Regions from separate parts of the Homo sapiens genome. Here all the other regions are linked to region 1. The links are chromatin loops, found by intact Hi-C in ENCODE. Cell type or tissue: pancreas. All regions are shown on one strand.

The links. Hi-C counts contacts between places; a loop is a spot of excess contacts. Peaks named below come from ENCODE experiments on the same cell type or tissue, not always from the same donor. Only the 100,000 strongest peaks of a DNase experiment are listed, where the experiment ranks them.
Region 2: a loop joins it to region 1, with 2.9 times the contacts of the local background. A loop is called at or near these places in 77 of 110 quality-filtered maps.
Region 3: a loop joins it to region 1, with 3 times the contacts of the local background. A loop is called at or near these places in 8 of 110 quality-filtered maps.

The regions. Positions count from the first base shown.
Region 1 is chr1:117,291,743-117,299,742 of GRCh38, forward strand. It overlaps LINC01525 (long intergenic non-protein coding RNA 1525), which reads left to right and starts at 3,724. Exons shown (of 3, transcript NR_126408.1): 1 at 3,724-3,961; 2 at 4,778-4,891. In pancreas, no CTCF peak of the experiment used is centred here; no DNase peak of the experiment used is centred here.
Region 2 is chr1:117,070,542-117,078,541 of GRCh38, forward strand. TTF2 (transcription termination factor 2) reads left to right here. Exons shown (of 23, transcript NM_003594.4): 4 at 3,120-3,186; 5 at 4,329-5,318; 6 at 5,639-5,753; 7 at 6,100-6,282; 8 at 7,375-7,502. Among named protein-coding and RNA genes, the nearest start is that of TTF2, 14 kb to the left of the region's middle. RefSeq lists an enhancer at 6,338-7,537. In pancreas, no CTCF peak of the experiment used is centred here; no DNase peak of the experiment used is centred here.
Region 3 is chr1:117,081,417-117,089,416 of GRCh38, forward strand. It overlaps TTF2 (transcription termination factor 2), which reads left to right. Exons shown (of 23, transcript NM_003594.4): 10 at 412-531; 11 at 2,602-2,752; 12 at 5,001-5,106; 13 at 7,385-7,566. Among named protein-coding and RNA genes, the nearest start is that of MIR942, 9.2 kb to the right of the region's middle. In pancreas, no CTCF peak of the experiment used is centred here; no DNase peak of the experiment used is centred here.

The DNA.
Region 1 (8,000 bases):
TGCCACCATCTCTGGCTAATTTTTCTATTTTTAGTAGAGATGGGGTTTTGCCATGTTGGCCAGGCTAGTCTTGAACTCCTGACCTCAGGTGATCCACCTGCCTCGGCCTCCCAAAGTGCTGGGATTACAGGCATGAGCCACTGTACCCGGCCCAAAGTTTATTTTACAAATAACAAGAATAATGAATTCAAAAGTTCATAGTGACAGCTGAACACAGTGCTGTGTTCCTGTAGTCCCAGCTACTTGGGAGGCTGAGGCAGGAGGATTGCTTGAGCCCAGGGGTTCAAGGCCGTAGTACGCTATGATTGTGCCTGTGAACAGCCACTATGCTCCAGCCTTGGTAACAGAACGAGACCTCATCTCTAAAAAACAAAAGTTCATAATGACGCTAACAATTATACATAAATTGATGAAAATTAAAAAGATAAAAATATAAGATTGGAGCTAGCTTGGAGTGGTAAATAGTGAGTTCAGTTTGAATATGTTGAAAGGGAAGTATTGGAAGAACATGCAGGTGAAAATGTTCAGTAAATAGTTGTATACGGGTCTGGGGCTCAGGGTAGAGCTCTGAGCTGGAGAGGAATATCTGGGAGTCATCAGTGTATTGATAGTAATTGAAATCATGGAAGTAGATGAGATCTTATACAGACCAAAAAAAAGCAATCTGAGGAGAGAACCTTAGGGGATTGTCTAGACTTATAGAAAGAAAGTTCATGAAGGAGGTGAAGAAGGAGCATTCAGAGAGAGAGAAGACCTAGTAGAGAGCAGTAGAAGCCAGGGGTAGAGGTTTTAGGAGGAGGAAATGACCCCAAAATGCCAAATGCCAGAAATACAGAAAGCAAGTTAAAGACTGAAAAGTCTCCATTGGGTTTAATGACTAGGTCACATGTGACTTTGGTGAGAATAGAGTCAGTGGCATAACGAGGTCTAAGATGGGTTTTCCACACGGATGTCATCTAGGAAGATGGCAGAGTTTGGGAAGAGAGGAGGAACTTAAGATTTTGGTGGGGTTGGTGATAAGGAAGTGCAGAGAACAAAGTAGCTAGATGGCATGAATATTGAGTAGTACGGGTCTAAAAGCAGCGTGGGGCCTGGAAGAATGCTGACTATCTACCTTCCCACTCTTTGGTATATAGGACTAAAAAATTCTCAGCCTCTATTCAGGAGGCTACAGTCAGAATATATGTCAGGAGAACACTGGGTTTCACACCAGATCAGGAAGCTGAGGAAACATTCTATGAAGTGATTGAGGGAGTCTTTTTATTATGGATGGTAATTATGCTTGAAACTAAAGGAGAACAGACAAATAGTCTTCCCCCCTTGGCTGCTTAAGCTTTACCTCTTGTAGTCTGAATGTTTATCTTTGTAACCATTGTAATCAATTAATGAGAATCCTTAGGTAGAATATTACTCTCCTCTTCCCTTTCTCTGTCTGTTCACTTCCTGGGCCCTTGGCTATCCAGTAATTCTACATTCTTGTTAGTCCCAATCTACTCCTCAATCAAAACATTTTCTTCTTCCAGCCCCAAACTTCAGATTCCTCTTTGATTTTTTGTTATATAGAAAATTCAAAGCCAGTACAGCCCTCCTGGGTGGGAGACTAAGGTGTGTTCTGTTAATTCATGAAAAATCAATTACACAGAAAAAGTCTGAAGATACAAAAGCTGTCATAGATTCAAGGGAAAATTGGAATTCCTGATTGGTCATTGAGAAGAAATCTAATGGTCCAGGGCCTGATTCCAGACATGTGCTGTATGCCCATGACCATTATGTTCAGAGGTTCCTGTATCCACGGGACTTAACTTTTTCATGTGAATAGGATTTGATGGGCAGATGAGCAGAAGGAATGTGAATCCATGCTCTAGTCCATTTCCCTATGGCTTCAATTTCATCCTCTACCTTTTGAGCAAAAGAACGACACCATAAAAACTGCTTTCCCACTTCCTCTTCTACTTGGTTGCCTCATTCTCTTTCCATTCCTTCTTTGGGGATTTGCTCCAGTGGGTGGCACAAGCTAGAGTAAGAACTCCGTGGGTCAGAGTATGGGGAAAGCCTGGTACAGTGTCTAACATGAAACTCAGGTGATTTTCTTCTTCCCAAAGTGGGAAATCTGGGGCTGGGTGTGGTGGCTCATGCCTGTAGTACCAGTACTTTGGAAGGCTGAGGTGGGCAGATCACTTGAGGTCAGGAGTTCGAGACCAGCCTGGCCAATATGGTAAAACCTGTCTCTACTAAAAATACAAAAATTAGCCAGGCATGGTGGTGCGTGCCTCTAATCCCAGATTCTTGAGTGGCTGAGGCATGAGAATTGCTTGAACCCAGGAGGCGAAGGCAGTGAGCTGAGATCGCACCACTGCACTCCAGCCTGGGTGACAGAATGAGACTCCGTCTCAAAAACAAAACAAAAAACCAAAGTGGGAAATCTGGTGGGTGGGAGGTACTGGACCAATGAGTTCACACAGGCTAATCTTTCAGACTTCTGGGGTTCATTCCAATAAAGATTTGATTTAATTAAAGAAGAATCTATAAAGTGTCTATTTTGCATGCAGAGCAATATGAGAAATACATAGAAGAAGCATGTGTAATAGGCTGCATAATATCCCCCAAGGGCCTCAGGTCTTAATCTCTATGATTAACCTCTATTTTTCAAATATGTTAGTGTTAACATATTTGGGAAAAGGGTCTTTGCAGATGTAATTAAGGATTTTGAGATTAGAAAATTATCTGGGATTATCTAAGTGGGCCCAAAATGCAATCACATGTATCCTTAAAATAGAGAGGCAGGCCGGGCGCGGTGGCTCATGCCTGTAATCCCAGCACTTTAGGAGACTGAGGGGGCCGGATCACGAGGTCAAGAGATCAAGACCATCCTGGCCAACATGGAGAAACCCCATCTCTACTAAAAATACAAAAATTAGCTGGGCGTGGTGGCAGTTGCCTGTAGTCCCAGCTACTTGGGAGGCTGAGGCAGGAGAATCACTTGAACCTGCGAGGCAGAGGTTGCAGTGAGCCAAGATCGTGCCACTGCACCCCAGCCTGGCGACAGAGCAAGACTGTGTCTCAAAAACAAAACAAAAAACAAACAAAAAAGAGGCAGAGGGAGATTAGACACACACGCAGAGAAGACCATGTAAGGATGCAGCAGAGAGAGATTTGAAGATGCCAGCCTTGAAGATGGGAGCAATGCAGCCAACGAACCAAAGAATCCTGGCAGCTGCCAGAAGCTGGAAAAGGCAAAGAATGGATTCTCCCCTAGAGTGTCTGGAGGGAGCACGGCCCTGCCAACACTCTGATTTTGGCCTAGTGGTGCTGATTTCAGACTTCTGGCCTCCAGAACTGAAAGAGAATAAATTGCTATTGCTTTATGTCACCAAATTTGTGGTAATTTGTTATAGCAGCCACAGGAAATTAATACAGCATGTAACAGTTTGGAAAGGACATAGGAGTAGGTATGCTGACTTACACACACACACACATCCCCCAAGGTGATGAAACAAAGGATACAGGGTCAAATCCAGCACTAAAGCGCATGCCATCCAGCAGCAGTATTTTATGGTGTAAATGTCTTAGTTCACTGGAATCCCTGGTGTCATTCAGTGCCTCTCACTCAGCATTTCCACACAGGCCCACCTCACACATGACACCACCCTTCACAAAGCTCTGCATAAGGACCAATCAGAACCTCAAGCTCAACACAGACAAGAGTTCTGTTGGAACTCTAGGAAGAAAGCCATTCTCTGAAACCTTTCTGGGGCTGGAGCACTTGTCAAGAGTAAACAGAAAAGGAATAAAGCTTGCCTCTTTTTTTGAAAAACCCAGCTGGACAATGGGCATATTCAATGGCCAAGGCCTCCTCTAATTGCTGGCTTGGGAAGAACTGGAGATAACTCAGCAATGGAGAGACAAGGAGGGCTCCTAGGGAACAACTTGGAGACCGAGGAATCTTGCTGAATGCCAGCAGGTTGTAGACACCAAGTGGTGGCTCTTTAGTTGCCATTAACAGCCCTGAGGATTGAGTGCGGATCTATTTCATCTTGAGAAGTTAATATTATTTAATCACAGAAAGTAAAGGCTCCATGTAATTTCATTGGAGCAATCAATGAAAGCATGAGAAATGCCACGCCAGGTCATAACAGTAAATACCCCCAGCACCACATTCTGGCTAGCAGAGGTATCAATGGAGGTCTGTGGGTAGACACTCTCAAAAGGTTAGGAATGTGTACTTCTCTCCCTTCCCGAACAACTCTAACTCGTCTAAAGTGTGACCCATTAGCACCATTAGCATCCACTAGTTGTGTAATCCTTTGGTTTGAGAATTTAGGGCAAGAACTCTGGCTATTATATTTTCTGCTTAGATGCTGAAAAAGGCAGGGCTTCCCTTCATAGTTCAGAATGGTCAGTGGTACCTTCATAAAGTCCTTAACAACCAGTCCCAGATTAAGGTCCCTGTCAGCACAAGCCTTGTCCAGGTGACAGTTTATTTTCTATTGCCCTTCCATACGGAGAAGAACAATGTGAGCTGTCCCAGTGACCACTATATTATGCTACTTCTGATTGTGTTTGCACAGGCTGAATTAACCTCCCTGTGATTTAGAAGTGGAAGGGTCTGAATTTCATTATAGATACAACTTCCATGTTCTTCTCCTTGGCTGGGGCACAGGGATTTTCTTGGAGGGGTCTTGTCATTACTATGCAGATTGCTTTCCTATCATTTGATTGAAATTTCAGGAAGAAGGAAGGTCATTAATGTAACTTCTTCCTCAATTTCTCATTTTAGAAAATCTGGAAGCAGAGCCAGTATAATTCAGCATTACTGAGCCCACTGAGCTCTCCAGGGAAGTATAAATTGAGCACAGAAGCTCTGAAATGGATTGTAACCACAACATCAGAGGTATTCTCAAAAGATCCATTCTCTTGGAAAAAAGTTTGCCAAGTGGAGCTGGATCCACAGCTGCCACTCAAGGCCTGTTTTCCGCAGAGCGCTGTTAAAGAGATTTTACCTGCTTCATAACCCATCCAGTTGTGTAAAGCAGAGGGTGTGAGGGCAGCCACTGCAGGGGTGAGTGCGTGGGTCATTCTATGGGTCTCTTCAGAAAGAGAGCTGCTGTTATATCAGACCTACAAGAAGCAAGGCATGTGTTTCCCAATGCACCACCCTGTCATTTTACCCCCAGAGCCTATTTGGCATCAGCCACCATAAGTAAGGCAAATCTGTTGAAGGCAAGAGACTTGTCAGGCCAAGTTCCCACCACGGCTTTTAGCTCACTGTAGCCTGAACTGGACATACTGTTGTGATTGCACTTCATTCTCCTTACTTAACCAGGATATCAAGAGCGATATAAAGGACATTTACTGAAGTATCAAAATAGTATGAGATCAGAAAGAATCTAAATATCTAATAACAAAAGACTGATTAAACTACAGTACATCTATATCATGGGATACCACACATCCAGTTAAAAAAAAAAAAAAAAGACATGGGCCGGGCGTGGTGGCTCACGCCTATAATCCCAGCACTTTGGGAGGTTGAGGCGGGCGGATCACTTGAGGTCGGAGTTTGAGACCAGCCTGGCCAACATGGAGAAACCCTTTCTCTGCTAAAAATACAAAATTAGCTAGGCGTGGTGGTGCCCACCTGTAATCCCAGCTACTCAGGAGGCTGAGGCGGGAGAATCGCTTGATCCTGGGAGGCGGGGGTTGCAGTGAGCCAAGATCATGCCATTGCACTCCAGCCTGGGCAACAAGCAAAACTCCGTCTCAAAAAAAAAAAAAAAGAAGAAGAAGAAAAAAGAAAGAAAAAAGAAAGACAGGGATTAACATAAACCATATGAAATTACTTCAAAATATATTAAATGAAAAGGGTAAGGTGCAGAAACTATGTATCATGGGAACACTTCAGGTAAATACAAAATTATTTGTAAATGTACATATCTATATACTAGTATAGAAATGTTATACATATAAATTTTATGCTAGACATTTTTTTTCCAGAATATTCAAGGAAGCGTCAAGAGTGGTTGCTTTTGGGGATATAGAGCTTCTTACTTTTACTTCTTTCTATATTTTTTAATGCTAAGTATATATTGTTCTTAATTTTACTTTCATAACAGCTTTCCAAAGTCTCTCCGACCATCCCTCAGAAGGCTTTCCAGCCTCTTCCTCTTGACTCCAGGGTACCTTCTATGGTTATGTAGGCTGCATTCTGAATGTAAGCTCCTAGCCCATGGGACAGAATCCAGTCTGAAGCACGCTTGTCTAGCTGTGAACCCTGTCACTGTGCTGTATCCACTTAGAGGCACATCTTTTTTTAATTCTCCAAAATGCCACCATATGCGCTGGTGGCAGCTCTGCACAGCTCTTCATTCTACCTTTCCCTACCACCCACCCTTTATTTCTGCCACAGTTTGATTTGGTTCTTGCTTCTCACCTACCCTCTTCAGTTTACCTCTTCAGAACATCCCTCATATCCTGCCTTCCTACGCTTAGCCCAGGAATCAGTGAAACTCCAGGCCCATCCACTGCCATGCCCAGCCCAGGCCTGAAATCAAGCAGCCCTCCCAATTTACCCGAAGGGAAGCCATGCTAAGGTGCTCCTGTTGCCCCAACTTCTGCATGTGTACCTGCTGGTATTTATCATGCATAGTTTATGGACAGCAGCTCTAATTATCCACACAAAGGGCAGTGGGTATTGGCACATATCATTCAAAACAGCAGATGACCACAAAATTAGGGCTTCAGGAAGTTGTCCTTGGAAGGTCATTGGTGATTCTTTTTAATATAGATTTTGCCACCGTAGATTTACTCGAATTAAAATTAACTCATATTCTGTTTCGTATCTACTGAATGTAGTAGGACTGAAGTAAAAAAAATCTACCAGCAATTAAATTGACCAGGGATAAAAAAAAAAAATGTGTTTGGGACAATCTGCCTAAAGGGGGCTATATTTAAAACCACATTTAGATTTTTCCTTTCTGTTTTAACATAGGAGCCTTTTCTCAATACTAATATTCAACCTAAGGCCAAAGTACACTTTCTTCAAACGTTTTTCTTATCTTTTATAAAAATCTTGTGTGAGTGCATATGCTATTAGTGAAATTGGTTTTACAAAGCACCCAAAACCTACTCTTATTTAGTTGTAGCCACTTGAATGTCTGTCAGCTTCAACTCAGTTTCTTTGCTGCTCCAGTCTTTGAAGGGAAACATCACCAGCTTATTGATCTTTACATTGCTGGCACTAAATACCATTATTTCGGCTTGCTTCTTTGTCACAACTATAAACATAAATGAAACTTCACATTTTGACTGTTGACTTAAAGGCTTACGGTACCAGAAGGATAAAGGTTTCCAATATATTAATTATAATCACTAGGGGTGTGTGTGTGTGTGTGTGTGTGTGTGTATGTGTGTGTGTTGGTGGGGGGGGCTTGTTTTGTTTTGTTTTTCTTTTGAGATGGAGTTTCAAAAGGCTGCAGTGTAGTGGCGCAATCTCGGCTCACTGCAACCTCCACCTCCCGGGTTCAAGCGATTCTCCTGCCTCAACCTCCTCAGTAACTGTGATTACAGGCATGCACCACCACGCCTGGCTAATTTTGTATTTTTAGTAGAGGTTGGGTTTCTCCATGTTGGTCAGGCTGGTCTTGAACTCCCAACCTCAGGTGATCTGCCCATCTCGGCCTCCCGAAGTGTTGGGACTACAGGCATGAGCCACTGTGCCCAGCCGTGTGTGTGTGTGTGTGTGTGTGTGTGTGTGTGTGTTTACTCATCTTTTGTAATGGTTATGCTTGACTTAGCATATTGGCACATTTTATCAGAGTAATATATATCCACAAAGCCATACTGCTCCTACATGTGAGAATTTAGTTTACGCATTTATGAATGGGTCTATCCGTATCCATTCATGAATGGACATCTTCTCTAAAAAGTATAAAATAGATTATTGTATTCTACAACTATGAGAGCATTAAGAAACAGTAAGTTTTCTTTCTTTCTGTTTTTCTTAT
Region 2 (8,000 bases), 220 kb before region 1:
ATATTCTTTCAGTAAAGATTTCAAGTACTTGATATGCTTTAAACAACAGCAGGAGTTTGTTCTTGATTTATTTCTGTAAGTAGTAGCACCCACTGATGGCAGCTGTTACTTTGAATTTTATGCATTCAAAGCATTTCAGAAATTGTATTACATATGTTTAATATAATATCCTATTGCAATGAGAAAAATTAAAGAAACCAGTAAGATTTTAAAAATTGTGAACTTGGATGGGAAAATTGTGTTTGTACAAGAGGGAGGGGCTGGACCTATTTTCTTTTTAGCTTAACTTTTATGGACAACTTGTCCATTTGGGCTTGTTCATCTTTGTTTATGTGTCCTGGTGAAGTAGTGGCATCAAGGGACCAGGACCTGCTCAGGACCCCTGAATTAGGATGCAGACTGTTGTGATTCATGTTGTACATCATGGGACTAATTTAGGAAGTTAGAAAAAGAACAATAAATTAAACTGAAGGAAAGCAGAAGGAAGGAATTAATGTTGGTAAAAATTGCATTTAATGAGTTAGAAAGCAGCATATAGATAACTAATAAAGAAAATCAGAGGCTAACCTGGTCAAGAAGAACAGCACAAATACATAACATGAGAAATAAGGAGCTGCACCACAGATGTATTGAAATGTACATGAAATGACATATGCACAGTTTCACTCCTTGTGCCACTGCTTTTAATAGTAAAGGATAAGAAACAGCTGAACCGCCCACCAAGAGGGTTCTGGTTAAAAATAATGCAACATCCCATACAGTGGAAAACCACAACTGGAAAAAAATAATAAAAACAAGGATCTTCCTTACATATATGTTATTATAGAAAAATTTTCAAGGTATTAGGTAAAAAAAGAAAGGCAAGGTATTCAGCAGTATGTATGTTATGCTACCCATTTGTGTAGAGGAGGAAGAAAGAATGTATATTGACTTGAATATGCATTTAAAAATCTCTGGAAAGGTAAACAAAAAACTAATGAGCAGTTACATGTTGGGAGAGAAGTGAACTGGGCAGATAGGGTATGAGGGGGCTTCTCACTGTGTTTTTAATACTTATTGATTGAATACTTTACCTATTTCAGCAGACAAAATATATATTTTTAAAGCTCTTATTTAATCAATTAAAAGTTTTTGAGGAGTTATTTTAGGTAATTACATAAATCAGTTCTATTTTATGCAGCAATACTTAATTACGTACAACAGGCAAGTCATAGTTGGGAATAAAGAGATCATGTATGGTTTTTGCCCTCTAGTAGCTGAAAATATACCTGGACAGTCAGCTATATTTTATAGCTGGACAGTCAGCTTTATTAGGTTGGTGTAAATGTAATTGTGTTTTTTGCCATTAAAAGTAATGGCACAGAGGCAGTTCATGGATTAAACAGGGAAGGGAATGTGGGGAAACCTTGCCAAGCAGGTACGACTTAAGATGGGCCTTGAGGGACCAGTAGGACTTCCGTAGCTGGAGATGGGGGAGATGGTAGACAGATTGGGATGATGAGGATATCCTTTGGATGGAGAGTAGTACCCATGCAAAGTCTAGTAGACTGGAGGGTGCATGGCTTAGTTCGGCAGTGGAACAGCTTAGACACCTCTGGATAGCTGGAGTATGGGCTGTGTTTGTGTGTGCAGGAACTTTCTTGCACTGGGATGTTAAATCTGTATTCAGCCTTCTTTTTTTGGTGGAAGAGTGTAAATATATACAGAAGTAAGATAGGGTACTGTAGCATGAGCTTCAACAATTGCCAGCTCATGGCTACTCTTGTTCTATATGTATCCTATCCACTTCACCCCGTAACTCCTGCCCTATTTTGAAAAAAATCCCAGATAACATTATTTCATCTGTCAATATTTTAGTATGTAGCTTTAAAAGATACGGACTTTTTTTTTTTTTTTTTTTTTGAGACAGAGTCTCACTGTGTCGCCAGGCTGGAGTGCAGTGGTGCAATCTCGGCTCACTGCAACCTACGCCTCCCGGGTTCAAGCGATTCTCCTGCCTCAGCCTCCTGAGTAGCTGGGACTACAGGCATGTGCCACCACGCCGGGCTAATTTTTGTATTTTTAGTAGAGACGGGATTTCACCATGTTGGCCAGGATGGTCTCGATCTCTTGATCTCGTGATCCGCCCACCTCAGCCTCCCGAAGTGCTGGGATTACAGGTGTGAGCCACCGCACCCGGCCAAGATATGAACTATTTTTTAAAAAATATTTGTATGTTTTAGAGAAGGGAGTCTTGCTGTGTTGCCCAGGTTTGAGTGCAGTGGCTATTCACAGGCACAATCTTAGCACATTGCAGCCTCTGGCCTCAAATGATCCTCCTGTCTCAGGCCCCTGAGTAGAGGGGACTATAGGTGTGTGCCACTGCATCCAGCTGCACTCTTTTAACATACCAGTTGGTTTACATATTTTCAGTGGACTCATAAATGTCATAGTTTTTTTTTAGTAGTTTTAATTTGTTTAAATCAGGATCCAAATAAGGTTCACAAATTGGAATTGATTAATATGTCTTTTAAGTCTCTGAAGTTTTCCCTTCATCTTTTTTTCTCCCTCGTAACTTATTTGTGGAAGGGATCAGGTTGTTTGTCCTATAGCGTTTCCCACTGCCAAGATTTTGAAGGTTATATTCTCCACAGTATAGTTTTACGCCTTCTTCTGTTGTTTCTATTTCCTATAAATTGGTAATTGGATCTAGAGGTTAGTTTTTTGTTTGTTTTGGCTTCGTTGTTTTGGGGTTTTTTTTGGGGCAACATTGCTTTGTAGCTAGTGTTGTGACCCCCCTTCAGGGACACACAGTGTCTGGCTGTCTCTCATTTCTCTGATTTTAGTAGCCATTGCTGATCAGTGTTTCTATTTCAGTCATTCGTTACAGACTAAAAAGAATAAACCTGTGTGCATTCTCTGGCTACCATGCCATATTTATTCTTGGACTTCCTAGCCCTTATAAATGTTCTGTGCAGTAAATAATTTTTAAATGTGTATATAAAAGTAATTGGTTTCAAGTGACCTCCCAAAGCCAGGTTCAAATAGTTGCAAGATGTTTTCTTGGATTAAAAATAAGCTTATCTCTTGTTCTAATGGATTTTCATAGCCTTGATTATTTGTGTTTTATACTTCATTAGATTGTTCTTCCGATGCATTAGAAGTAAGGCAGAGGGGAAACGCTGGTGTGGAAGTATTCCATGGCAGGTAGGAATTATTCATCTGTTTTCAAACCTGCTGTGTTAAGACTTTTAATATGCAGCATCACCTGAAAATACCTTGAAGTTCACGTAAATGAGTTGGTCTTCATCAGACTGTCTCCGAAAGATAGTTTTCTTTAAGCAAGGTAGGCCCTGTTGGGACTTTTATTCAAAGGATCATTTAGTCGTAATCAAGATTAATTATTTGCATCCTATTTCACTTAGTAAATATTTTTTGAGGTCTTAAATGTAGTCAGTATTCTTTTACTCAAGGAAAAAAATAGATTTCCTTGACTAACTCTTGTATCTTTTTATAGAGGAATTTCTACTTGATACTGGTATAAGCTAAGTATAAGCATAAGCTCCTAGTATGTTAGAACTAGGAGGAGCATCTCCTAATAGGAGAAGCCCTACAGATATTCAGTACGTGAGGAACTAGAAGTAGGGAGGTGATAAGACTTGTTTTGGCAGAGGTGTGGCTTGAACTTACGATTCTAGATTACCACAGTAAAATCCTCCTAAAGCCAAAATCAAAGCAAGTGTTTTAAGACAATGTTTAGGTTTGGGGAAAAGTTCATCTTAAGAGAATAGTTTTTTTCCTGAAAAGTATACACTGTGGCCATTGTGATTGTAAAAGCACTTTGGTTTGTCACTACTTTTCCTTGAGGCCTGGAAAAGAGTGATCATGGACAGAGAAGGAACCAAGCTTCGAAAGTATCGTGAAGAAATGAGTCCTTTGTGGGTTTGGCACGTCATCTTTTCTAGACGTGGAAATGGTACCAAGAATGTTCAGGAAATATTGGACTGCTTTTACTGTGTTTCCATTTCTTCTGCAGAATAATCCTAAGTGAATTAATGCAGGAACAGAAAACCAAATATCATATGTTCTCACGAGCAGGAGCTAAACATTGAGCACCCATAAACATGGGAACAATAGATACTGTGAACTACTGGAGAGGGGAGGAGGGCATGGGTTAAGAAACTATCTATTGGGCACTATGCTCACTGCCTGAGTGCAATATACTCATATAACAAAGCTGCATATGTACCCCCTGTATATAAAATAAAAGTTGAGATGAAAAGGAAAGGCATTCTAGATACGAAGTTTGTATTAATATTTTATATGAAGATTAATTATTTTGTCTTTAGGATCCTGATTCCAAAGAACATTCTGTATCCAATAAGTCTCAGCATGCATCTGAGACATTTCATCATTCTTCCAACTGGCTGAGAAATCCATTCAAGGTACTTGACAAGAATCAAGAACCAGCTCTCTGGAAACAGCTCATCAAAGGTGAAGGTGAGGAAAAGAAGGCTGATAAGAAGCAAAGAGAAAAGGGAGATCAGCTTTTCGATCAAAAGAAAGAACAGAAGCCTGAAATGATGGAGAAAGACCTCTCATCTGGCCTGGTACCAAAGAAAAAACAATCTGTAGTTCAAGAGAAGAAGCAAGAAGAGGGAGCAGAGATTCAGTGTGAGGCAGAGACTGGAGGCACACACAAAAGAGACTTTTCTGAAATTAAATCTCAACAGTGCCAAGGTAATGAGCTTACAAGACCATCTGCATCTTCTCAGGAGAAATCAAGTGGTAAGAGTCAAGATGTCCAAAGAGAATCAGAACCTCTGAGAGAAAAGGTTACCCAGCTTTTGCCTCAAAATGTTCACAGTCACAACTCAATAAGCAAGCCCCAGAAAGGGGGACCCCTCAACAAGGAGTACACGAACTGGGAGGCTAAAGAAACAAAGGCAAAGGATGGCCCTAGCATACAGGCCACCCAGAAAAGCCTGCCTCAGGGGCATTTCCAAGAGCGGCCGGAGACCCACAGTGTGCCTGCTCCTGGAGGACCAGCGGCTCAGGCTGCACCAGCAGCACCAGGGCTTTCCCTGGGTGAGGGCCGTGAAGCTGCCACAAGCAGTGACGACGAGGAGGAAGATGATGTTGTTTTTGTTTCCTCTAAGCCTGGGAGCCCCCTACTCTTTGACTCGACTCTGGACTTAGAGACGAAGGAAAACCTCCAATTCCCTGATCGAAGTGTGCAAAGAAAGGTGTCTCCTGCCTCAGGTGTTTCCAAGAAGGTAGAACCCTCAGACCCAGTAGCCCGGCGTGTCTACCTTACAACACAACTGAAACAAAAGAAGGTAACTATTGACTCGTGTTTTGTTTCTGAGGTCAGAGCATTGCTTGTTATGGGCAGATATGAGATCTCATTGCTACAGAAGGGTTAAATATGTTCATGTGAAGGTTTTATAGGTGCATGTTCAGTTTCTGCCTTTTCCCCTATTTATATTTTCAAGATTGGTAAGCCAGCTGGGTTAAAATTTAAAAAAGGTTCTGGTTTTTGCACACATATTTAAAAGACCATAATTTCAGAGTTTGGGTGTTTCAGGCTATTTTAATCTGAAACTATTCATCTAACAGTGTGAGAGGAGAGATCCATTTGATGGAATCTGTTTTTCAGAGCACACTGGCATCAGTGAACATCCAGGCTCTTCCAGACAAGGGTCAGAAGTTGATCAAACAAATCCAGGAGCTGGAGGAAGTACTCAGTGGTCTTACCCTTTCCCCAGAGCAAGGTAAAGTGGCTTATGCCTCAGAACTCCGGGTTTGCATCGACTTTACAAGAGACATTCGGGAAGCCCTTTTAATAAAGAATGTGTTGATTCATTCACTTTTCCATTTTATTATCTGCTTCTGAGACTTCTTTCACATTACACCTATGGTTCATAAAAAACTTTCTCCTGTTTCCTGTGGACTCTACTTTCTTCCCCATTGTTTAAGCAACTGTTAAAATGCTACCTTCTCTAGGAATCCTTCATCGGAATGGTGATGATCCCTCTCTCTTGACCTCACCTCCACACATATGGTCCCTTCACTTAGTTTGCTGAACTTTAATCTGCTCTTCCCTTGTTTTCTGAGCAGGAACTAATGAGAAGAGTAACAGTCAAGTACCACAGCAGAGTCACTTCACCAAAACTACCACTGGCCCTCCCCACCTGGTGCCTCCCCAACCCCTTCCTCGTCGTGGTACCCAACCTGTGGGTTCTCTAGAACTAAAGTCTGCCTGCCAGGTGACTGCTGGAGGATCCAGTCAGTGCTATCGAGGTAAGACCCAAGGGCCTGACCCTGCTGTGAATAGCCACCCCTGTGAGTTACGTGCCACCCGGTACAGTAGTCACCTCTTATCCACACTTTCAGTTAACCTTAGTCACCTGTGGTTCAAAAAAAGGTGAGTACAGTACAGTAAGATATTTTGAGAGAGAAAGAGACAGAAACCACATTCACATAACTTTTATTACAGTATATTCTTATAATTCTTCTATTTTATTATTATTGTTAAATGCTTTCTGTCCCTAATGTATTAAAGTTTAAAATAGGTATGTACGTATGGGGAAAAAAAAAAGCCAAAACATAGTATGTGTAGGGTTCAGTACCATCCAGTTTCAAGCATCCACTGGGGGTCTTGCAACATACGCCCTGTGGATAAGGAGGGACTACCGTAGATGTCTTTGTGCCCACATGAGGGGAGAAGCCATTCTTAAGTCAGAAGTTGCCCATATAATAAAGATTGTGCAGCTCAGTAGAGCTTTGCATCGTGTTACTTAGCTTTCTGTGAGGGCACAGACTGTGTCTACCTTGTTCACCACTGTATGCTGATTAGTCAGCTCAGTGGCTGGCACATAGGAGTCATCCAGTCAGCATTTGTGGATGAAAACTCTAGCTCGCATCATTATGAGGTAGGCAGACCTGCAGATATGCTCTTATTCTTTCGTGTGTGTGTAAGTGTGTGTAAGACTGAGGAGAGACATGAGTCAAGACTGATGACTAATAGATCCACAGAGAGCAATAACACCCTATTAGCTAAGTGTTTCCTTCCTGAACTTTCTAGGCAACTTTGAATTCAGAGGTAACTGCAGAATGAAGATTCCAAGTGGAGCCTGAAATGTGTAATAGGATCAGTTGACAGGAGACTGATCAGGAGATAGGAGCTTGGAGATTGGGTTGGCTGGCAGTGACCAGAAAAGCAAAAGCCACTTGTTTCCCAACTGAGAACTGCTAGAGACATGGAAAGTTGAGGAGAGTAGTTAACAAGGAGGGTAAGAAACAGATACAGGGCCATTTGTAGCTAAGTTCACTCTAAAGGGATAAAGAAAACATACTTGTGACATCTTTTAGGTAACACCTATTTGTATGCAGGCCATACAAACCAAGATCACGTTCATGCAGTGTGGAAAATCACAAGTGAAGCCATCGGTCAACTGCATCGCTCACTTGAGTCATGTCCTGGTGAGACGGTTGTGGCAGAAGATCCCGCCGGGCTGAAGGTGAGCCAGGGAAGACTCCTGGTGTAGTCCTCTATGACAGTGCTCCAGCAGCCCCATGAAACTGCTGGCAGAGAGACTTTCTGAGATACCTTTCCTACAGACAGATGCTTAAATGGCTTCCCTTGCAGCATCCTCTCCTTTTATGCTTAACAGTGCAAACAATAACAACAAAACCCCTTTTTTAAAAAGTCATAAAGTTACTTATTTCTGTAGCAGTAAAGGATCCATTTGTTGAGTTGGTAGGTGCCACAAGAATGTGAAGGAATTGTTGCTTGTAATGAACTAGTTGGGGTGAAAATACATATACAATGTAAATAAAACAATTAGCAAAGGCTTTAAGGCAGAAATAAGGGGTGCCTTGTAATATACTATAAAGTACAAAAGGGATTCAGAATAAAGGAAACATCACTCTAGGTCAGTGATTATTTGTTGTCTGCCTACTTTGTGCCTTAAAGGTTGAAAGCCTTTAGATAGCAGAGAGGAAAGGAATAAAACGCT
Region 3 (8,000 bases), 210 kb before region 1:
ATTTTAACTCCAGGAATGTTCTGGTACTGGTAAAGTAAGTAGTAGGATATATCTACTGGACATTTTTTGCTTTTGGAGGTAAGGGATCATCAAACTGTAATAGATATCAGTCAGCACATTGTGCGGGTAATAACATAACATAGGGACTAGAATAATATTCAAATTGTAAGTTTTAAATTTTACAAGAGTCATAGTAAATGTCTTGGACCTAGATCTCAAAGTAAAGAGCAAGTGCTAGGGTTCTGCTGAATAAGGAAGATAAAGGAGCCATTAAGGTAGGCACAGAGTAGTGACGGAGTGGCACTGACAGAGAACAATGGGGAAATGTCTGCCAGTGGTTTCTCCTCTTGAACTAGGGTTGATTATTTGCCCTAAGCAATTAACTCTCTTAATTTTGCTTTTATTTTCTAGCAGATGATATGGGCTTAGGAAAAACCCTGACAATGATTGCGCTCATCCTGACCCAGAAGAATCAAGAGAAAAAGGAAGAAAAGGAGAAAAGCACAGCTTTGACGTGGCTCTCCAAAGATGGTAGACAGAAGTGCCTTAATAGCCTGCCATTCCCTACGTCATTTGAGCCACCCAAGAGGGGAACGTCTTCAGCTAAAAAAGGACACCTTTGGTCATATTTAATTACTCTACTGGAAAACCAGTATTAGATTACTCACCTATCATATCATTTCTGATGCTGAGTATGCTAATTATAAGTGATCATTTTTTCCGTATAAATTTGCCTATAAACTAGGCAGAATTTTATGGAGAAAGCTGAGGCTCTAGAACACTTAATTTAAGCATAATAATAATTCTTATTTTTTGAGACAGGGTCTCGCTCTGTTGCTCAGGCTGGAGTGCAGTGCATGAACACAGCTTACTGCAGCCTAAACCTCCTTGGCTCAAGCGATCCTCCCACCTCAGCCTCCCAAGTAGCTGGGACCACAAGTTTGCACCACCACACCCAGCTAATTTTTTAATTTTTTTGTAGAGATAGGATCTCACCATGTTGCCTGGCTGGTCTCAAACAACTGGGCTCAAGCAATCATCCTGCCTCAGCCTTCCAAAGTGCTGGGATTATAGGTGTGACCCACCATGCCTGGCCAATAATTATTATTTTTGGAAATATTGGGGAAATAACTACAGGGTAGATTCAAATTAATTTTTTTAAAGGAAGATCTGTCACAAATTCACATTTTAGTCACTATAGTGGAAGCTATTTTCCATGTTTCTGAAATTCTAGAAGTTCCTAGATTATAGACACTTTCTATCTTAACATATGTTTTTAAAATGTAGTAACTTTAGCCAGGCACAGTGGTATGCACCTGTAGTCCCAATTGAGGGAGGAGAGGCAGGAGAATCACTTGAGCCTGGGAGCTTGAGGCCAACTGGGCAAGAAAGCAAGACACTGTCTCTTAAAAAAAATTAAATAAAAAGTAATAACTTTATAAGTACTTTAAAGATTGAATATGTTATGTATAGACAACACTACATGTAAGTTGCCATGTATTCAAGTACAGCTCTCAGTTGCTTAGATAGATTAAAAATCTGTGGGCCGGGCATGGTGGCTCACGCCTGTAATCCCAGCACTTTGGGAGGCTGAGGTGGGCGGATAACAAGGTCAGGAGACCGAGACCATCCTGACTAATACGGTGAAACCCCGTCTCTACTAAAAATACAAAAAATTAGCCAAGCATGGTGGCAGGCGCCTGTAGTCCCAGCTACTCAGGAGGCTGAGGCAGGAGAATGGCATGAACCTGGGAGGCAGAGCTTGCAGTGAGCCGAGATCGTGCCACTGCACTCCAGCCTGGGTGACAGAGCGAGACTCCGTCTCAAAAAAAAAAAAAAAAAAAAAATCTGTGGCATCTGCTCTCAGGGCCTCTAATGAGCACTGTTGCAGCTGGGTCCTATATCCCTTTGTGTGTACTAGCAGTATGTGTAAGTAGCACAGGCACACACACGCAGAGATGAGGGGCCATGGTATAAACAAACCATCACTAATTGGTTCCAAACCAATGTTTGCTTATTTTTTAAAAAAGGTTTCTGTACTTAATTTTAAGGTAGAAGTACATTAAGTTATGCTTTTCAGAAAGTATAACAATACTCCATACGCCTCTATAATGAATCAACTCAAGAGGAGTTAGGAAATGATCCAGCTTTCACTTCCAGCCACTCTGTGAAAGCACATTGCTTTTTCACACTGAGGTCATGTGCCACCCACTTTCCTCCCCCTGTTTAGCCTCTCTTTCTGCCTGTACTTTTAGTGGAGAAAATAAGTAATCAAGTGTTTCAGTTTAAAAGACCATTTCTTCCATTTCCTACTTCACTATAGGCTCTGTATAGAAATAAGAGCAATGGTTAAACATATTAATTGAAGGAGTAAAGTCAGTCAAGAGGAAGAGGTAATGCCTTTAAGTTAAAGGCCGGTCAAACACGATGACTCACACCTGTAATTCCACTGTGGGAGGCTAAGGCAGGAGGATCACTTGAGCCTAGGAGTTTGAGACAGCCTGGGTAACACAGCAAGACCGTGTCTCCATATATTAAAAAAGAAAAGTTAAAAGCCATTTGGTGAATGTAACTAGGCACTGATTTTTTTCCCTTCTCAAGACTCTTGTGACTTTACTTCCCATGGAACACTAATCATCTGTCCTGCCTCCCTGATCCATCATTGGAAAAATGAGGTGGAGAAACGGGTGAACAGCAACAAACTAAGAGTCTATCTCTACCATGGGCCAAACCGGGATTCACGTGCCAGAGTGTAAGTGCAGGAATACGCAGTTGTGGGGGCGTTCAGCACCTCTGCCCAAGGGCCCACGGGCCTTTGCTCCCATCCCTGAGATTTCACTTAATCAGGACGCGTATTTGTGAAAGCCAAAGACAGATCTTTAGTCTCGTCACCATACAGCCTTTGCGTTGTATCCTGAGGTCTACTGGTGATCTTTTGCTGTGTCCTTGTCATTGTCCTCAATGAAAGCTGCCCTGTGAGGAGGCCTGAGATGCCGGAGCTGCCATTCAGGTGACAGCAGCATTCCCCTAGTCAAGGAGATGTGTCGCAAGGCCCTCATGGCTGCTGGAGTTCTGATTCCAGGTGTACATAGTGTGAATGGAACCAGCCCAGTTCTACAGAGCATCTTGATAGAATGCTAATGATTAGTTGCTATAGGTTGATTATATTTTTATGACTTTTTAATATATGAACCATCTAAGATGCTTTAGACTCAATAATTTAGGACGATTAGAGTTAACTATAAATTCTTGAAGAGGGATGCTCAGGAAGGAGGGAAGAAAATGCTTCCCCACATGGCAATCTTAGTCCTAGTCTTTGTCTTTTGGTTTTAAAGGAATTGTTTTCTGTTCTTAATTGCGGAGTGAAGATCTAGATTGAATACTGGCTGCTGTAGTCAAGGATGAGAACAAAGTTATTTCTGCCTCTAAGTAATTTCTCTCCCCAGCCTCCAATTTGGATATTTTATCTCCTAAAGAACGGGGCGGCAGTCTTTCAGGAGTAAGTTGTTAGATTGGTGCCCCTCTGTCTTATGACAGGCCAGTTCTCATGACTGAGAGTCGCTTCTGCAGGCAAAAGGCATCAGGGTGGCAGTGGCAGGCCTGCAGGCCTTCCCTGGCATAGATTACTGTGAGTTGTCTGCCTTTGTGCTAAATTTTTATTTAGAAATAAATTGAATCTCACTTGATTTGTACTTTGAGCCTAACTTGTTTGGTATTTAGAATGTACTAGTTGACCGATTAGAATCATTCTGAATTATACTTCTTTATATGATAGTAGGGTAACTTGTAGACACTGCTGCCTCTCTGAATTAGGCATATCATTTTTATCAAAAGTATTTATTGAGGTTCTCTTGGGGCTGGGCATGGTGGCTCATGCCTATAATCCGAGCACTTTGGGAGGCCGAGGCAGGCAGATCACTTGAGCTCAGGAGTTCGAGACCAGCCTAGGCAACATGGTGAAACCCATCTCTACCAAAAATACAAAAATTAGCTGGGTGTGGTGGTGTGCACTTGTAGTGCCATTTACTTGGGAGGCTGAGGTGGGAGAATCGCTTGAGCCTGGAAGGTGGAGGTTGCAGTGAGCCAAGATCACACCCCTACACTCCAGTCTGGATGACCAGGGTAGGTTACTCACCTATTATTATCATTTCTGATGCTGAGTATGCTAATTATAAGTGATAATTTTTCCCTTTTAATATAAACTTGGCTTGATCTATGATTAGCAGAATTTTACTTTATTTCAATAAATACTTTATTTTATTTTATTATTTTATTTACTTTTGAGACAGGATAGAGTGAGACCCTACCTTGTCTCAAAAAATAAATAAATAAAATAAAGTATTTATTGAAGTTCTCACAATATTAAGCTTCACTGGAAAAAGATTTGTGTTTCTCATTAATAATCTTTATATGTAAGGAGTATAAGCAAGATACACTGAAAGCTTACAGCATGTATTTTTATATCTTAATGTCAAACTAGATCAGTGAATTTTCACAAATCCATTATAGAGTGGTGGGAGGAAAGCACCATTGATACAAGGTGAACAGTGTTTTGAAGTTATCTTTCTCCCCTGGGACTTTGGTGTCATCCATCTCAAATCATTATTAAATGTTAATTCCCAACTCTATCCTACTTTCTGTTATTTCCCAACTCTATCCTACTTTCTGTTCTGGCCAGATCATATTAAGCATTATATTATCCCAGCCAGAGAATTTTCTTTCTGACTCACTGGATGGTAAGAGGGAGGCTGTGGTAGCTATAGTGAGCAGACGGTAAATGATCAGAGGTAAGAGATAGGGAAACCCAAGTGGGTAAAATTTACCTCCAAAATGTGTGTGTGTGTGTGTGTGTGTGCGTGTGTGTGTTAAGGACACAAGTTAATGAGTTCTGCTGTTTGTCCTTCCATTTGTAGGCATTTTTATTGAAAGATCAACTCTGCCTCTCTCATTGTCCCTCTATAGTGGGACCATTTATTGATTTCTTTGTTATGTCTACGCAGCCTCTCTACATATGACATCGTGATCACTACCTATAGCCTCGTGGCCAAGGAGATTCCCACAAACAAGCAAGAGGCAGAGATCCCAGGTGCAAACCTCAATGTGGAGGTGAGGCTGGGGGGCAGCCAGGGAAGTGGAGTTGGAGCCACAGATGGTTTAATGGGAGTCTTTCTCAGCCTCCACGATAGCAAGAGGACCTCCCTGGAGGTCAGGAATGCTGTAAATGATCCGCATGTGGAAAGGAATTGTTCTTTCCTCTATCCCATCACCCTTATTCCAGACAACCACCTCAGTGATAAAGATCAACCTATGCCACAGGATTCAGCTGCCTTTTAGAATGAAAGATGACTGCATTGTATTTGTGGGGGTAATAATCACCTGAATATATAAAAGCCTTACTTGTTGCTATTTTTATTTTAGAGTATTTGGGGTATATACTCATGATATTTTTAATATTTATTGTGCAGACTAGTATTTTACTACTAGTATTTTGATTTTAAGCCATCTTTCCCTGCCTCCCTTTACTTCCCAGAAAAAAAAAAAGGGTTGCAAATAATAAGGCCAGAGGCTAAGTGACAATTGTGAATACGTGATGGTCTTCTAGGGTGTCCAGGGCAGCCTCAGTTATGTGATGTAGAGGCTTTATCATGTAATTATACTCTGAAAATACAGTATTATCCCAAGAACTCATTTTTCTATATGTTATCCTTTTAGCCCAACGGGATATTCACAGGTTTCTGTATTTGGAGAGATCTCTAGAACATTTCTCCAGCTTATAACCAACTCTGACTTATAGATGATGAACTTTTCAGATTGCTCACTGGTTTTCCATTGCTTTTGGGATAAACCCTAAATTTCTTTTCATGATGTATTAGGCTTCATTTATTTATTTATTTGAGGCAGAATCTCACTCTGTCGCCCAGGATGGAGTGCATGGTGCGATCTTGGCTCACTGCAACCTCTGCATCCCGGGTTCAAGCGATTCTCCTGCCTCAGCTTCCCAAGTAGCTGGGATAACAGGTGCCCGCCACTATGCTCGGCTAATTTTTTGTATTTTTAGTAGAGATGGGGTTTCGCCATGTTGGCCAGGCTGGTCTCGAATTCCTGACCTCAAGTGATCCACCCGCCTCGGCCTCCCAAAGTGCTGGGATTATAGGCATGAGCCACCATGCCTGGCCATATTAGGCTCTTTATGATCTTGCCCTACCTGTATGTCGCTCATCTCTTGATGACACCCTGCCCCTCCCTGGGGCACCTCTTGCTCAGTCATACCAAGGGATCTGTAGTTCCCACCATGCTCTGTCACAGTGTTGTGTCTGTTCTCCCTCCGAATGAAACGCTTTGCCTCCACTCCTTCTCCCAGGTTAATTTTTTTAAACCTGCTTCAAGAATCTTTTCTGGACCACTCCCTTCCCACCTTCCCCCGGTTTGGTTGAATGCCTCTGCCAGCACCTTGTGCTTACATAAGTTATAGCACTTTGTTTCTTCAGCAGACGTTGAGTATCCACTATGGGTCAGGTGCTGTTTCGTCAAGAGCAGCCAGATTCCCACTTCAGGTATTGAACTAGCCAGTGGGACTTACTATATCTATATCGTATTGTAATTATCTTTACACTTGTTTTTCTCCCCTGCTAGATTTTGAGCTCTTGCAGGTAGGAACTGTTTTTTATATCTGGTTTAGCATCTCACATCTAAAAGTAGACTTTTGGAAAATTGTTAGTAAATTTAGTAAAATTTAGTAAATGTTTTATTGAGTGAGTGAATTTGCAGGTTCAATGCCTGGTGTAGTCATGGTCTACAGCCATTGCTTAAGTGTGTATTTAAAGAATAAAAGAAAAGTCGGCTGGGCGCGGTGGCTCATGCCTGTAATCCCAGCACTTTGGAAGGCCGAGGCGGGTGGATCACGAGGTCAGGAGATCGAGACCATCCTGGCTAACACGATGAAACCCCGACTCTACTAAAAATACAAAAAATTAGCCGGGTGTGGTGGCGGGCGCCTGTGGTCCCGGCTGCTCGGGAGGCTGAGGCAGGAGAATGGCGTGAAGCCCGGAGGCGGAGCTTGCAGTGAGCCGAGATCTCGCCACTGCACTCCAGCCTGGGCGACGGAGCGAGACTCCCATCTCAAAAAAAAAAAGGAAACCCAAATTTGAAAACATTTTACTCTTAGACATCTTATGTTCAAAGACTGAGACTCTCAAATAACTTATTTGAACCAGTTGAGACGTTTTACTCTTGGGTTTCTTAATTCTTATTTCAGTGTACCTGAGCTAAGCAAATTTAAAGGTAAATGTGGGTCCTCCATGCTTGCCTGCTATTTCCCCTTGTGTCCTTAAGGACATGTACATTTTCCCATATTGTGGCTGGATTTCACTTGTGATTCTTCCAGGGCACCTCAACACCTTTGCTTCGAATAGCCTGGGCTCGAATCATATTGGATGAAGCTCACAATGTTAAGAATCCCCGAGTGCAGACTTCCATAGCTGTGTGTAAGCTACAAGCCTGTGCCCGTTGGGCTGTCACTGGAACCCCCATTCAAAACAACTTATTGGATATGTATTCGCTGCTGAAGTGAGTAACTTCTCGTGATTGTGTAAATATGAACCCTGTCTGTATCCCTTCATCATTATTTCATGTCTCATAATAAAGCCTTAGTATGTGCCAGATTATCTTGTTTAGGAGATGGCAGGCCTGTCAACCTTTAAAGGACAAAAGAATAAATATTTATGAGAAAATAGCTGTTGATTGGTTGATATAGGACTTTGATTACATTCAGCCCTTATATATATATGCAAAAATATAGGACTTTATATATGCAAAATATATGCAAAATATATGCAAATATATGCTATATATATATATATATGCAAAAATTATTCTTAAGTCCAGTGAATGTTTTCGGCTACTTCTGCTTTAAAACATATGGTCTAGGGCTAGCACTACAATTTATTTGAAGCAAACAAAAAAGAATGTTGATTTTAAAATATTTCCATTTGGCTGAGTGC